Regions from separate parts of the Homo sapiens genome. Here region 2 is linked to region 1. A link is a loop called in an ENCODE intact Hi-C map of the cell type or tissue named here. Cell type or tissue: tibial artery. All regions are shown on one strand. Links, peaks and the distances in the headings refer to the core of each region. The heading gives the core; the rest is flanking DNA. Region 1 has its middle 360 kb from the start of MIR4422. Region 2 has its middle 310 kb from the start of LINC01753.

Region 1 (2,918 bases), core at 278-2,777:
GGTTCTTAGGAACTGTGACTTGAAGCAAAACAGCAGGTCCTTGAATAATGTCTCACATTCACCTTTCTTTCCTTATAATCTTGATAAGAAAAATAATTGGTTTTTATACTTTGTTTCACAGTCACATGGAATCCTATGCAGCCACAAAAAGGATGAGTTCATGTCCTTTGTAGGGACATGGATGAAGCTGGAAACCATCATTCTCAGCAAACTATCACAAGAACAGAAAACCAAACACCACATGTTCTCTTATAAGTGGGATCTGAACAATGAGAACACATGGACATAGGGAAGGGAACATCACACACCAGGGCCTGTTTGGGAGTGGAGAGGCTAGGGGAGGGTTAACATTAGGAGAAATACCTAATGTAGGTGACAGGTTGATGGGTGCAGCAAACCACCATGGCACGTGCATACCTATGTAACAAAACTGCACGTTCTACACATGTACCCTAGAACTTATAATAAAAAAAGAGAGAGAAAAAAAAAGAAACTATGGATGACATTAGGTGAGGACTTACTATGCTACTTGACACATAGTGGGTCTGTGATTAGTCAATATACCTGATATAGTTTGGCTGTGTTCTCACCCAAATCTCATCTTGAACTGTAGCTCCCATAATCCCCACATGTTGTGAGAGAGGCCCAGTGGGAGGTAATTGAAACACGGGGACAGGTTTTGCCCTTGCTGTTCTTGTGATAATGATTAAGTCTCAAGAGATCTGATGATTTTATAAAGGGCAGTTCCACTATGCATGTTCTCTTGCCTGCCACCATGTAAGACGTACATTTGCTCCTCCTTCACCTTCCACCATGATTGTCAGGCCTCCCCAGCCATGTGGAACTCTGAGTCGATTAAACTTATTTTTCCTTATAAATTACCCAGTCTCAGGTATTTCTTAATAGCAGTATGAAAATGGACTAATAACATACCCACAGCTATCATTAGGATGAACTGATAGAATGTGGTGACTCACTAGATGTGGTGGCAAAAGAAAAAGAAAAGCTAATCAGACTCTGAAATTTCCAACTTGGGTGTCAGTGAGAATGATGGGACTCCTAATAGAAATGTGGGGAGGAAAGAGGAGGACAATTTGGGGAGAGAAAATAAAGGCAGGCTCTGGCCATGCTGAGTTTGAGTTGCTGGCAGGGCTCACAGAAAGAGATGCCAACAGGCAATTTGAAATTTGAGCTGTAGCTGAGGTCTGGAAACAAAGAATGGGGTGGGGGTGGGGGAATTGAAGCTGTGGAAATAATGAGGTTTCTAAGGGAGAAAGCTGCAGACGCAGATATTGGAAGGATAATGAGGAGACAAGTCTGGCTGGAGCAAAGGTTTCTAAGGGTGCAAAAGGGAGGGAGCACTGGGAAGGGGTTGAGCCCAGTGTGGCAGAACTTCAAGAGCCCTGTGGAGGAGGAGCTGAGACCTCAGTCTTCAGGCAAAGGGGGCCATGGTGGCTTTGAATGGGGAGGGCAATGATGAAGATCCTACCTGTTGTGCCAGAGCATCCCTGATGGGGCCAGAGGGATGCTCTTCCTCTGCCAGACAAGCAGCTACCACTTACAGCCATTTCACTGCAGTCTTAATAAACACATGTGAAGTACAGCAAACAACCTCAATGAACACGCTGCCTCTAGGTGGTGGGTTATGGGATTATAGGATTTTTTAATACAAAAAGTTAGATGAAAGTGAATTTTTTTAAAAAAAGGTCTGAGTGTGTACTATAAACTTGGTACATCAAAGCACTTTCAGCCTGAATATTTTGGAGAGATTTTTAAGGAGACAATGAAACCAAAGAATTAGCCAGAGTGACTCCATGGAATGGAAAGTCACATCTTGAAGGAGGAGGCAAGACAGGTGACCCCTGCTCAGCCTTTCCATCCTTTAGTCAACCAATATGTATTGAGGGTTGCCCCCACTCTGCCACTTTCAGGGGCCGTCATTCATACCACATGGAGGGTCAAGGCAAGAAGTAAACAAACGTGTCAGGAGTTGTTGAGTGCTGGGGTGAAAAATAAAACTGGGTGAGGGATAAACAGAAGACACAGCCACCCCACCTCAGGGAAGTTCCCTCCAAGGTGATCTTAGAGCCCAGACAGAAGGCAGTGAGGGTGCCACACAGCTCTCAGGGATGGAATGTTCCAGGCCAAAAAGAAGCAGCAAACACAAAAGTCCTGAGGTGGGAGAGGGCATGACACGTTTGCGGAATGCCAGAAGAGGTCAAGGCTGGCATCAGGGTGAGGCAAGTGAAGGGCCTAGGGTGAAAATTTAAGGAAGCCTTCTTCTCAAGTTCCTGTAATTGCCCAGGCAGATGGCTTCCTTTCTTGCTTCACCTCAGTCCAAGCCCTGGTGGCAGTAACTGAGTCTGGGACGGGAAGAGTGGCAGCAGGGCTCAGCGGCCACAGGACTCAGACAACGGGAGCAGCAGAGAACACAAAGCCTCAGATGGCTCACTGCTCTGTCTCCCTAAGAAACTCAATATGAAGGTCCAAGAAATCCTATATGCCTGGAGAGTTATCCTAAGGGTGAGAGGAGAGTTTGGACCCACTTCTTAGTTGACTGAAGGATCTTCACTAAGAAGCAGGAAACGAGTTGTCTCCCAACATGACAAGGCTGTGCTACCTCAGGTACACATCCTTCCTACTCTGGACCCACATTTCCTTTGCTGTACCATGGAAGGATTGGATTCAATGAACCCAAGGTCCTCCCACCAGGAACCAGGTCCAAAATTTTATGATTCTATGAGCTCACAATAAACCTTTTTTTCTAAAGGAGCCTGGGGGTGCAGGGAAGGAAAAGAAAAGGAAGAGGCTCAAAGGCCTTCCCATCAAAAGCTCAAAGAAGACAAACGTTTTGTTCTTCCTCCCCATGTATTTCTAAGACACCCAGAGCTAGTTTCAAATAACCTGCTGGCCCAAAC
Region 2 (2,918 bases), core at 205-2,704, 50 kb before region 1:
CATATGTAAATACTAGTCTCATCTTTTAAAGTTTGAAAGTTTGAAAAATAGTCTGATCTTCAAGCAAGCCATTTAATAGCCTTGCCTTTTCAAGTTTAACATTTCTTGAAGAAAAAAAATAGTCCAGTGCTTGTTGCTTTTGGAATCTACTTCTTATTACTCACGTTTTTTCCTCTCCAAATGAAAATCATTTCACATTTTGGTAATGCCTCTTGGCAGCATTTATTGAGAGCAGTCAACAGGCACCTCCAGGATCCAGCATGACCTGGCTATAGAAGGAGGAGCAGGGCATGGGAAACTATGTGATTTTTTAACACAGTCATTTGAAAGCAGGAGAGGCATTGGGCTTAAAACAAAGCACACTGTGATCCTTGTGTAAAGCAAGCATAAAGTAATGCTAAAAAGCATGGGCTTTGGCACATTTAGACCTGCTTTCAGATCCCGGCTCTACCACATTTGCTATGTGATTTGGAGCAGGTAGCTAGCTTATCCTCCCTAAACTTCAGTTTCATCATCTGTAAAATGGAAATTATAGTAAGACACCCTTCAAAAGACTCTAAGAATTAAATAAATTAATGCATGTAAGATTCTTATCTCAGTGCCTGTCATAGTAAATACAAATATTTATTGAGTGTGTACTCAGGCCATGCTAGCCTGAGGAGAGGGGTCCCAGAAATGATTCAATCCCCTGCCTGGAAGTCCCATCCAAGTCCTTCTTCTCTAATCAGGGTATTCCTGATGGTGGCTGGTATGGTCCAAAAGACCACAGCTGTCCTCCTCTTCACCTATTCTTGACACCTGGCCTCTACCAAAACTCACCCCGTGCAACTCAGATTTCCATTACACTTCATTTCTGATGCTCCAGACCTCCCCCTCTACCCCAGACTGATAGCCCTCCACTCCATTCCACGTTCTCATAAACAGTCACAGCTCTTTGGCTGCAATGACAATACTCAAACTAGCTAAAAGAAAACAAAACAAAAACTGTCGTGGTAATAAAGGGGTACCTAAGCGCTGCATAGAATCAAAACACAGTGGGACTTCACAGAACATCAACAGGGACAGATACAGCCATGGGGCGTCTACTTCTACGTGAACCTGTTAGAATCTCCCAACCCTCTCTGCCCTCCAGTTTTCTCTGCTTAGTCACCACTCACCAGTGTTTCACTTTATCTTTTAAGTTTCTCTCAAGGACAATCTGGTTTCCTAAGTCTCCTCCTATGCATAATCTGCCTTTGAGGCAGGTGCCCATCCATACTTCAATAGATGGCCAGAAGGGCAGGGCATAGGACATAAGCATGGCCAGTCATGCCCTCTCCTTCAGCAGAAGTTTCATAAGAGGTTTAATGCTCAAAGAACAGGTTATAGGCTGTCATAACATTATCTGTGTTGACATGAGGCCATTAATCCATCTCTGGTTTTCACTTAGAGGGCTGGGGAAGTCTGTTGGGAAGAAAGAATAAAGCCAAAGGAAAGGGTGTAGTGAGATTGGGGTGTACTGGCAAGGAGGTTTGGTAGAGGTAAGAAGAGGCCCAGTAGAGTAGACAACCAGAGTTACTGCCAAGGGCCTGGGATCAGAGCCAAGAAGGAGCAGTGCAGTGTCAAGTCAAACAAGTGAGGCAGGCTGGATAAACAGAAGAACCTCACAAAGGTCGGAGACCAACAGGGTTAGGAGCAACATGGAACCAGGTATAAATACAGGTCAAGGAACTGGTTCAGAACTAAGTAGAGACTAGCACCTGTGTGCTGAATCTTACAAGGAATTTGGATTGTCTTGCCATGGTGAATATGCCATTTTAAGATGGCTGTTAGGAGCAGGTCACCCTTTCACTCCAACAGTCACTGTATACAAGCCTCTAATGTAGGAAAAGTACCCTCCTCTCAAGTGTATGAAACTCCAGACACTTGTGGTACCCAATAGCATCTCTAGTGGCTCTGCTCTTTACCTTGATTTCATCTTTCAGGTCCCCACAGCCCCCATCTCCCTTGGAACTTCACGTAATTCCCTGAGCTCACACCAGAAGACCATTTGAAAGACCCTGCCTTGGACTTGGCTCAGTCTATTATTCCTCGCTCACCACCAATCTGTATCCAAGATCAACTTTATGCACCCACTTGCTCCCCTTAGGTGAGTTCCTTTTCTATCCAGTATTTATACTTCCCTTCAGGATATAAAGTTGCCATTATTCCATTATTTCTCACTTCTTAGGATCCTGGCCCAGCGATCAGCCATCAGACCTAATGGCTCTAGTCATTGTCTTTCCTAAGAGCCGCCATTAGGTAAATAGCACCCAAGATGACCCCCGGCTCAACAGTGTGCCTTCCCATCTGCCCAACACTCCATGGTCAGCCTGGCCTCTCCCCAGCCCCATTCTTGCATTTTACACAACATCTGGACTCCCTTCAACTCCTCTTTGACTTGTTAATTTGACTAGCATATTTACCTAGGACCTACTCTGTGAGAGACACTACCTAGGCACTTTGACAGCATTTTTCTTTAGTTTCTAAGAGTTTATACTCCGTGGGAAGATAAAACCTCTAAATCAACTATTAAAATATAATGTGATATATGTCCTTACATAATGATGCAACAGAATGCAGTGAGAGTAAGGAATAATAGAATTTATCCCAGGCTGGGGCAATCCTGGAAAGCTTCCAGGAGAAGGAGACACAAACAGAATTTTGAAGAGTCATACTAAACTGACTACCTGAAGAGGATTGAGGAGGAAGAAGATGAAGAGACAGAGCATTCCAGGCAGAAGAACACTATGCTCAAAGTAGGAGACCCGAAATGGACTATCGTTTGAAGAACTACACAATTTTTCAGCTGTATGGCATTTTTTCCCAGGAATTTATACTCTGAGAGGTAGTGTTGGAGAAAAAGGTAAGAGCAGGACCTTGAGGGGTGACTACCCAAG

Evidence for each region. Hi-C counts contacts between places; a loop is a spot of excess contacts. Peaks named below come from ENCODE experiments on the same cell type or tissue, not always from the same donor. Only the 100,000 strongest peaks of a DNase experiment are listed, where the experiment ranks them.
Region 2: it touches region 1 in a loop (2.2-fold over the local background); 6 of 110 quality-filtered maps call a loop at or near these places.

Annotation. Positions count from the first base shown.
Region 1 is chr1:55,583,406-55,586,323 of GRCh38, reverse strand. No RefSeq gene overlaps it. Among named protein-coding and RNA genes, the nearest start is that of MIR4422, 360 kb to the right of the region's middle. In tibial artery, for the core only: a CTCF peak has its summit at 1,557; no DNase peak of the experiment used is centred there; H3K27ac peaks cover 2,500 bases.
Region 2 is chr1:55,633,395-55,636,312 of GRCh38, reverse strand. No RefSeq gene overlaps it. Among named protein-coding and RNA genes, the nearest start is that of LINC01753, 310 kb to the left of the region's middle. In tibial artery, for the core only: no CTCF peak of the experiment used is centred there; no DNase peak of the experiment used is centred there; H3K27ac peaks cover 2,500 bases.